Linked DNA regions of Homo sapiens: region 1 is linked to region 2. Evidence: chromatin loops called from intact Hi-C (ENCODE). Cell type or tissue: ascending aorta. All regions are shown on one strand. Region 1 overlaps ANKS1A (ankyrin repeat and sterile alpha motif domain containing 1A). Region 2 overlaps ANKS1A (ankyrin repeat and sterile alpha motif domain containing 1A).

Region 1 (5,000 bases), 75 kb before region 2:
GTTATTGTATTTTTTTAGTTCTAGAATTTCCAATAGGTTCTTTATATCTTTTATTTCTTTGCTCAGACATTTGACTTTTTCTTTTGCTACAAGTGTGTTTATAATTATTTGTTGAAACTTTCTTATGGCTGCTTTAAAATATTTGTCAGATAATTCTAATATCTGTCCATCTTGGTGCTGATATCTTTTTTTTTTTTTTTTCCAGACGAAGTCTCACTCTTTTGCCCAGGCTAGAGTGCAGTGACGCAATCTCGGCTCATTGCAACCTCTGCCTCCCCAGGCTCAAGCCATTCTCCTGCCTCAGGCTTCCGAGTAGCTGGGACTACAGGTTTGTGCCACCATGTCTGGCTAAGTGTTGATATCTATTGATTACTGCCTTTTAAATTCAGATTGAGAGTTTTCTGGATATTGGTATGATAAGTGATTTTCTATTGAAACTTGGACATTTCTGTTTCTCATTCTTATTTAAACCTTCTCTTTTAGCTGACTTTGACACCACTCTAGCAAGGGAAAAGGAAATAGCATACTACTGCCAGGTTGGGGGTCAAAGCCCAGCTTCCCCACCTGGCCTCCACTGACACCTGAGGTGGGAGGCTGCTTGTTACTGCTGGGGTGCCGTGGCACTCCCGGCTGCCCCTGTAGTTTCCACTGACTCCCAAGGCGGGAGCAGCATCACAATCACTGGGCGCTGGTGAGCGTTCTGTCTCTTCACCAGGCCCCCTCTGACAACATGCGTGAGGTTGTTGGGCACCTCATTATAGCTTTGTGAGGGCAGAGGTCTTGGCCTTTGCTGATCTGGGTGGGGCCCCATTTTTCCTGTGGTGCTTGGCTGGAGTAGAGCAGTTATTTATTGTCTAAATTTTCTGTCTTGCTAAGCTGCCCCTTTCCTGGTCCTCTGGCTGGGAAGAACAGGTTTTTGTCTGTGCCCACTGGTGTTTCCACTGGGGGTTTTAATCGTACTTAGTGGGAAGAGCAGGGAAAAGAGCATCTACTGATCTTCCGAGACATAGGCGTTAGTTTACTTTTGATAGCTGTTGTCAAGGTGTCCTTGTTACATGTGGTGCACATGTTAGTTTTCCATTGTTTCTTTTTCTCAAAGGTGCATTTTGCTATGCAGAAATGTTTAGTTTTTATAGACTCAAATATATTAATCCTTTTTAAAAAATGGATTCAGGGTTTTATAACGTTTGGAAAGGCCTTTCTCAAACCACGCTTATTAAAAAAAAGCCTCCCATTTTCTTCTAGCTTTGAGTTTTGTTTGTTTTTTTGTTTTTACATTTAAATATGTGAGCCATCTGGAATTTATTTTGGCATAAGTTGGAACAGGAATCTCCCTGCACTCCCTCCTCCTTGGCTGCCCAATTGTCCCAGCTCCATTTACTGAGTAATAAATATTTTATGGTGTTAGGAAAATTCTATTTGGTAAATAGTTGTTTATAATAGTGTTCCTAACAGCCGAATCCTGAAAAAAGCGGTCTCAAAGTCGTAGAGGCTGCACGGAGGAAGGGATGGTTCAGACTTTAGCTTTCCTTGTTGTTAGTTGATGACAGTGGGTGCAGTGTGAGCCCCAGGCTGAACTGCATGACACACTAGATAGTCGGCCTGTCCCTATTTATGGGACTTGGATACCCTCTGGGTTCAGGAAGTCAGGGGTGGCCATGGCTGACTAGAGGGTGTTTTGAGCTGCCTTGGAAAGTGCTCCAGCTTGAAAGTTCCTCCTCCGTGGCCTGGTCATTGCTGAGGATTGATCTATCCCAATTTTCAGTAGTAACAACCCAGCTGTCTAGGAGCCTGAGCATCTGTGAAGGGGAGGCTCATGAGGATGTGGAGGAGTATGACAGAAATGAGCCCCTGAAGGGGGAGAAAGGAATGAGTGGAAGAGGCCAGGGATTGTGCCTCACACAGAGGCAGAATGTGTAAGGTGGTCCCAGAAGGGATGATGATAGCAGCTATGTGTCCTGGTGCCCTGATGACACTAGTTATGACCTGACCTTTCTCTTCTGGCTGTCAGGTTTCTTCTGCTTAGGAAAGAGCGCCATAGCCAGGGAGCCAAGGGATGTGGGGATGAAGAACCCCTCTGGAATGTGAGGCCTCCCCCACTGGGCCTCAGTGGACTTTCCCAACTCAACGCAGTGTGGCCTACAAAGCCCTAGTTGGGAGTTACAACCTGGGATTTGGCTCTCTGCCATTCGCTGGCAGGCTGGCTAGGAGAGAATCATTTTCCAAGTCTGGACCTTGTTTTCTCTACCAATAAAAGAGGTTAAGTTTTAGACATAAACAACTATTGTTTATGTTCAATATGGGTACTGAACTAGATAAGTGAATTTTCTTTTTTAAGGCCCTTTTAAGAAACGGAAGCGTCCACAGAAACTCAGGAATAAAAGCGTTCAGTGCTAGGCAGCTGGGGTTGAAACAGGCCTAGGAACAGGGGCTCTGGCAGCTGGAGCCACTGGACCAGATGGGGCTCAAGGTCCCTCCCGCTTTATGAATAGAGGCCCTGGGCCCTGCTTTATGAATAGAGGTGACAACACCTGTCCGGAAAGGAGTGGGGCTAATGAGATGGTTGCCTGGAAAGCTAGCAGAGCTGGAACACAGGTGCTCCATCAGTGAAGGGGCCAAGGTGCTCCGTCAATCAGTGAAGGGGCCGCTATGACCGCTTGCTTGTGCTTTCCCAAATTCTCCCCTTTAAATACAGCTCAGCACCCTGCCCCTTCCTCTCCCTGCCACCAGCCCTCTGGGAACACTTTGCCCTCTGCATCCCTACCATAGCACGGCTTCGGGCTGGTAGCTAGTTGTTTATGTCTAAAACTTAACCTCTGCAATCCAAGCAAGTTCCTGAAAGGAGAGCACTTTCTTTCACAGCTCTAGATCCCCCAGGCTGCCTGGGAGGCAGATGTTCGGTTCATGTCTATGGGTGGACAAGCCCAGACCAAGAGGCAGAAGAGATGCCACTGCAGCAGTAACTAGAATGTGGCCCTGGCTTGGTGTTCACAGAACGATGTTCCTAAGGAGGGGAAGGTGAATCCTGGGGCCCTTGCGCCTCACAGCACAGCTGTAACTAACTGTTTGTTAGAGAGTGCGAGACAGAAAGCCAAACAGCCAAGCTGTCGTCATCTCAGCCAAACGGTGTAGGATGCGAATCACTGATCCTGAGCCTGCGTCTCGCCTGTGCCCACGCCTCTGCCAGAAAACCATCAAGACGCTTTCCAATTCAAAGACTCAGAAGAATTAAGGCTGCGTTCATGTCGCTTCTCATTTATTAATTCAGTCTGTTCTAAGTTGTGTACAGTTATGAAAATAACAAAACCAAAGCTGGAAGCCCAGAAATATTTACACTCTCTTGGGTACTGAGGTCAGTCTATGTTGTTGCACAGATTGGTTATGTTTGGTACCTCAAAGTGTTTATAATTCAGACAAAATCAGACAGATTAACAATTTTATATACAGTAAAACAAAAGGGAAAGTCATTCAAGTATCAAAATACAGAGACAAAGATTAAATAACATTTTCATTACAGTTCAGTCCATTGCCACACCATGAGCAACAATACTTCTGAGCTGCTTTCTGCTGGCCTGGGCATCTCAAAGACAGACCCAATTCAGACTGGTTTTCTAATGTCTCTGACTGCAGCTCTGCCTGCTCCCTGCTCAAACCCGAGCATCTCGGGAACTCCCATTAGTGTCTGACGCTGGAGGGCCCAGGAGGGACGCAGAGAGCTGCACACGCAGAGCCTGTCGGGAAGGTCTTATGCGCTGAGCAGCTGGTGGGCAGGGGAGAAGAGGTGGACAAGAAGCCTGTGGCTGGGACAGGTACTGAGCCCATCTGAAGTCTCCCACCCGAATGGGCTCCTTCACAGTTCAGAAACGCAGCGACAGGGTCTGCCCCTGGTGTGACCTGCACTTGGAGAAGTGCAAAAGTAGGGGCCTTCCCACTTGAAGCCTGTCCTTAAAGTTATAATAACCTTTCTAGGAAAGGGAGACTACCCATCCCAGAGGAGAAGAAAAGAAAGAAAGGCCCAGTCATTTTCCTTTCTTGAATATTCAGAAATAAACCAATCTCTAAACAGAACCCAGAGCTAGAGCAGACTAGCCAAGGCTTCCAATATGAAAATACCCTGAATAAATAAAGATGATATAGCAGCTTCAAGCAGAAGAAACACCTATGGATGATCTAAGCACAAAAGACAGCTTGAGGAGTGCATCGTAGTGTCTGCGGTTTCTTTCGGACCTACCGCCCCGCCCCCGACAGAGGCCCACTTGGATGTGGCCTGGCCCCTTAGGAGGAAGACGGGCACCAGCATGTGCGCAGTGGCAGCGCAGTCTACTCTGGATGCTTTAGGGTTCCTGGTCAACTCTTGGAAGAAAGCCGGGGCCGAGAACTGTACAGCGGTAGCTCATGGGCATCCTCACAGGCCCTGAAAGGGGCAGGAAATGAAGTAAAACTGCAAGGTGTCGAGATCTTCGTTTAGTACCAAGAAGTGGAGGAGGGCCTGCCTCTACCGCAGAGAGAGCTGAGTCCCAGGCCCCAACCTGCTGGGTGCTTAGCAGATAGAAACCCACAAGGCCTGGCCTCTAGCCAGTCAGAGACACAGCCCCACTTCTGATTTCTGGCCAACCACATGGGTTAAGAATGTGCCTAACAGTACTCCCTGCACATACATACCAACAAAGAATTCAAATTCACAGCCTTTGCTGGCTGGGAAAGAGGAGTGTTGCTGAAGCCTGGATTATTCATCCTGGGACCTGATTGACCTATGCCAGGAAAGCTCGGAGCCTGCTAAAGTGCCCACAGGAGGAACTGGGCACACAGCTGAGCCAACTTTGCCTCTCAAATCCACAGCAGTTTCCCCTGCATTTCTACTCTAGTCCAGAGGGAAGAATGCAACCCAAGTTACTTTTAAAAACAAAGCGAGCAGCAGGAAAGCTTAAGAAGCAGAGGCGCACCGGGATGCCAGCCTGCCCCAAAGGCCACGCGGGGGAGCATCGATGCACTGTCACCTT
Region 2 (5,000 bases):
TGGGTAAGAGTCACTGATGTTTTTCTCTCTTGACCTCTATGGCCATTTCAGAGCACACTGCACTTATCTTCACCTTCCTCTTAAATTTATCTTGAAGTTTTCCTATAGCTGACTGTAAATTAGTAAAACTCTGTTTTAAAAAACAAAGGTAGAGCATACATTCCTACAAATATACACACTCCAGTGTGTAATCTCCTGGCACCCCCCTCCCCCAGAGCTATCTCACTCATAGTGACTTTCCACAAGTGGCCAGGCATCTAGCACAGGCTCACCAAATCTTTGTTTACTAAGCAATGAAAATCTTTTGCACAGGATTCCTCTGTCTCTGCCTAATCAGAATCTTAAGCTTCATCTTATACCTTATCTGGAGGTAGCGCTGGAAGCACAGCCCCCACCCCCAACCCAGTTCCTTCACTGGAAATGGATTGGCTTTGGTTTACATAACTTTCCAGCACCTACCCAAATAGAGTTGGGTAGGGCATTAAGTGTACAGATTGTTCAAATGGACATGTCAGCTGTAGTGTTCCCCTCCTCTTGGAGAGCTAAATGGAGTTCTTGAAATTATTCCTCAGAGACAGACCCAGTCCACTTCAAAGGCAGCTTCCACTCAGTAAGAAGCTTGCAAGGGTGGTACTTTAACATTCCCATGGTGTTTACCTATCTTTGAGAAACACATTCTTCTGCTCAGCGAGACATGCCATAGGTCACAGAGAAATTGGTACATATTTCCAACTAATAATGGCTATGAAAGAAAACTGGGCCTCTGACTCCCAATGTTTTCTACTCCCCAATCTTCATTTCCTGAACCACTTATCCCTCTTCTGCCTGACCAATCTGGGAATGTGGGATGGGCAGGACCCTTCTGCTGGAAGAAGTATTTGGCCTTCCAGGACAGCACAGTAAGAATAACCATGGAGAAGCAGGGAATAGAAAAGCCTTCCTCTTGCAGCTATAAAAAAGAATGAGCTCGTGTCCTTTTCAGGCAACATGGATGCAGCTGGAGGCCATTATCCTGAGTGAATTAACACAGGAACAGAAAACCAAACAGTGCAGCATGTTCTCCCTTAAACATTGGGTACTCATGGACATAAAGATACAACAATAGACACTGGGGACTACTGGAGAGGGGAGGGAGTGGGGGCAAGGGCTGAAAAACTAACTATTGGGTACTATGTCTACTACCTGGGTGATGAGATCAATCGTACCCCAAACCTCAGCATCATGCAATATACCCATGTAACAAACCTGCACATGTACCCCCTGAATCTACCATAAAAGTTGAAATTATATATATAAAAAAGAAAAGCCCCCTTTCAGCAGCTTTCCCCCCAGACTTACCCTGTCCTCCCCTAAACACCCCTCACACCTCTCAACTAACCCTGGATCTTCTCTTTTTCTCCTGAAGGACTCATAGGAAGTACTCCAGCTCTTAAGCATCTCCAGGGTGAGCATGATTCTCTCAATGGGGCTGATGGGATCCAAATATTTCCAAACAGCATGTCATTTCTAGAAAGTGCCCCTCCCTCAGCCCTGCTCTGCTGGGGCCTCCACCCTCTAATTTAACCATTAAGGACCTGTCCTCTGTGATCCAGACTACCTGAGGCTCGCCTCTTCTTACGATTGTCAGAAATACATTAGTTACGGAGTGAAGGAACCAGAGCAACCTTGCCCAGATCCTGGGCCTGAGAGTTGGCACTCACGGGAGCTGTGGTGGGCTGCGGCCAGCCTGGCCAGCCCAGCTCCCTGTGACGTCATGTCGGCCTTACCTCATCCCACTCCGAGGCGAAGGAGGGTGACTTCTCTAGCCTTTTCTTCCCAATGCTGCAGTTGGATAAGGACTCACTCCGACTCCCCATGGTAGCGTCCTCTGTGGGTGAGCAGGTCAGGAGATCAGAGTCAGACTTGGACAAGCTGCGGCTGAGTTTGAGTTCAGCTTTGGGTTTGCTAGTGGGAGGCGCTCGGCTCCTGGCCCCACTCCGGTCTCCTTCCTCAGCACCACCAGGGTGCGGAGATGCTGTGTGAGTCAAAGTTTCAGGGTGCGAGCGGCTGTTGGTGGTGGGCAGGCCTGTGAGGTAGCCCACTCTCTTGCTCTGGTCCAGGGCACTGGGCTGGGAGGCTCCAGGAGCATGCACACCCGTCTCCTCCAGCTGCATGCTGGCCTTGTGGCAGGCGCCCTGCTGGGGGGACCCGTCTGGATGGCTCTGGCCAGCGGTACAGAGCAGCTGGAAAGGGTCCTGCCCCACCTCGCACACCGGGGAGGAGCCGTGGAGGAGGCCTGAGAACTGCTCTGGGACCTGCCCGTCCTGCCCCTCCGCAGAGTCCTGGCTCCGGCTGCTGCTGCTCCGCCTGTGGTCTTGGAGTGGACGGAGAGACAGAGAAATAAAAAATTAAACGTGGCAAAAATCAACAAAGTTCCAATGCAGCAAGCATATGGCAAAGCAGAGGAATTCACAGAGAAACAGAGAGAGAAACTGGATAGGCTGGGGAGGGGGAGAGGAGAGAAGAAGAGAGAGGAAGGAAGACAGTTTTCATATTGTTCTTAATGTTCAATTTGTACCCAAAGTCAGAGCATTTATGAAATTCCAAACACTGGCCTGATTAATGCTATCTGGCAGCCTTCCCTGTTGTTAGATTTCTGTTAACATTAACGACCAGACCTTGCTATATAAGGCGAGAAGAGTGTTAAGTATAACCTAGAGAAAGGACACAAGTCAGGACAGAGTGAGTGAACATGAAGCAAAAGTAAGAGCACCAGTGAGCAAGCGCGAGCAGGGAGACCCACTCCTGGAACATCTGATACATTTCCATAAAGGCCAAAGTGTTATTTAAAGGCCACCCGCCCTCCCTTCCTCTGGCAAGCAGCAACAGAAAAAAAAAAAAAAAAAAAAAAGAGGTCATGATCCACAACCTGCAACTTCTGGAATTCCTTAACAGAAACAAAACGGCAGAGAAATAACTGCTTCCTTCCTCGGAGGGGGCCATTCCGAGTTCCACGCCTCATCCTTCCTTCCTCAGGGAGCACAGACTTTTCTTTCTCTCTCTCTTTTTTTTTTTTTTTTTTGAGAATGTGCACATCTTGCTTCTTCCAAAATCTCCCAGCTGCTCATATTTGTTTAAGTTTAACCTTAGTTGATCCACTGAAAACAAAATGGTCTAATTTGTCAATGCCAGGAGACATTTGCAGTTCTCTCGAGACTTCCCTAACATCCTAGAAATCTGACACTACTAGCTCATGAGGCCAGCTACTACTGTACACTCAAATACCTCGCCCTGAAGTAGCATAAATAATTGGCCAAATCAGAATCTAACATCAGCACTACACTGGCACACCCAGGGGCTTTCCTTGCATGAACTCAGCCCCATTAAAGATTTTAACCCACATCATCAGAGTAAATAACACTATGTCCAGCACTAGCTCACATTCCATAATATTCAACTTAACCTTCTCTATAAGTGGGATCTATTGCACCTATACCAAACAATTCCCTAGTTTGCTCAAAACTCTCAAGAACTATTCATGAGCTCAGAGAATCTTAGAACCAAAAGGGTCAACTATGTTTACAGATGAGGAGTCTTAGTGGTTACCCCAGGTGGTGCAGGAGAAGACTTCAACCTAGAAGCCTGAAGATCTGGCTCTGGTCCTGGCTGAGCTGTTCTCTAGCTGTGTGGCCTTGGCAGTGATTTCATCTTATTGGGCCTCAGCGTCTAAAGTGACTGGGCTGGGCTGCATGATACTTAAAAATCCCTTTAATGTCATGATAGTGATGAGAATCCAGGTCTCCACCATGTCATGATGGCACACTTCTCCCCCTTAGGGATGTGAGATGCCTGCCTGGGTACCTCTCCTGTTGCTGTCTACACAGCACCCACTCTCCCTCATCAGCATGCCTGAAGGCCCAAAGCCCCTTCTTGAGGTTCAGTTCTGCAACTGGAGAGGGTAGCCAGGTGAGGAGGGGTGCAAAATGAGCAGTGCTTTATAAACACAATGTACTAAAACACAGTCTCCAATGCCCAAGCATGACGCTACTCTCCTGCAACAGTGGTTTTTTCAAAACAGCCTTTAAGAAATGTCTCAACAACCAGCTCTCACAGTGAGCCCAACTCGCTGAGGTCTGAGCAGGGATACAGTTCTCCCATCGCCCCCTCTCCCCTCCCAGCTCCAGAAGAGCAGTTCAGTCTCCACAGTCTGTTCAGCTTTTCACGAGTCTAGAGAAGTGGCCAGGGGCAGCCAATTAGCTCCACTTTATGGCTCTGATTACTTATCCACAGGAGCACAGAAGCACCAACTTTGGCATCTCTCTCCTCTACACTTCTTTATTTTTTTTTTGAGACCAAGTCTTGCTCTGTTGCCCAGGCTGGAATGCAGTTGCACACTCTTGGCTCACTGCAACCTCTGCCTCCTGGGTTCAAGCGATTCTCCCATCTCAGCCTCCTGAGTGGCTGGGAGTACAGGTGTGTGCCACCACGCCCAGCTAATTTTATTGTATTTTTAGTAGAGACGGGGTTTTGCCATGTTGGCCAGGCTGGTCTCAAACTCCTCGCCTCAAGTGATCTGCCTGCCTTGGCCTCCCAAAGTGCTGGATTATAGGCGTGAGCCACTGTGTTGGGCCCCTCCTCTACACTTGACCACTTTGGGACTTTCAAACTTGACCACTTTGGGACTTTCACACCTCAACTCAACTTAAAGGTCAGGTCCTGAGCAATGAACAAACCCTGAAAAACTTGAATCCTTTCTCTAGGGAAGAAGGAATGCTGATTACATAAGAGTTTCATATAGCTTAACCAAGGCCCCAGGAAGCCACGACTCATGGCTACGAATATTACATATAACAACTGGCAGCCAGAACAAAGCTACCCAGTGATGTTGCATGGTGGGGCTACAGTGAGGATGACACATGACCATTTAATGTGGTTCAGGTCAATAGTACTTCCTAGGAGAAGCTGATGGGGAGAGTTAATCAGGCTGTAAAATTTGCCATCTCTGGGACCACATTCTAATA

Evidence for each region. A loop is a pair of places that touch in the nucleus more often than their neighbours do. Peaks named below come from ENCODE experiments on the same cell type or tissue, not always from the same donor. Only the 100,000 strongest peaks of a DNase experiment are listed, where the experiment ranks them.
Region 1: a loop joins it to region 2, with 2.8 times the contacts of the local background. A loop is called at or near these places in 7 of 110 quality-filtered maps.

What each region holds. Positions count from the first base shown.
Region 1 is chr6:35,089,642-35,094,641 of GRCh38, reverse strand. ANKS1A (ankyrin repeat and sterile alpha motif domain containing 1A) reads right to left here. Exons shown (of 24, transcript NM_015245.3): 24 at 3,236-5,000. Among named protein-coding and RNA genes, the nearest start is that of TCP11, 49 kb to the left of the region's middle. In ascending aorta, no CTCF peak of the experiment used is centred here; DNase peaks (open chromatin) are centred at 2,121, 3,111 and 4,701; H3K27ac peaks cover 4,774 bases.
Region 2 is chr6:35,014,826-35,019,825 of GRCh38, reverse strand. It overlaps ANKS1A (ankyrin repeat and sterile alpha motif domain containing 1A), which reads right to left. Exons shown (of 24, transcript NM_015245.3): 11 at 1,767-2,353. Among named protein-coding and RNA genes, the nearest start is that of TCP11, 120 kb to the left of the region's middle. RefSeq lists an enhancer at 1,545-2,148. In ascending aorta, CTCF peaks have their summits at 1,837 and 2,038; DNase peaks (open chromatin) are centred at 1,805, 2,236 and 2,785; H3K4me3 peaks cover 3,374 bases; H3K27ac peaks cover 5,000 bases.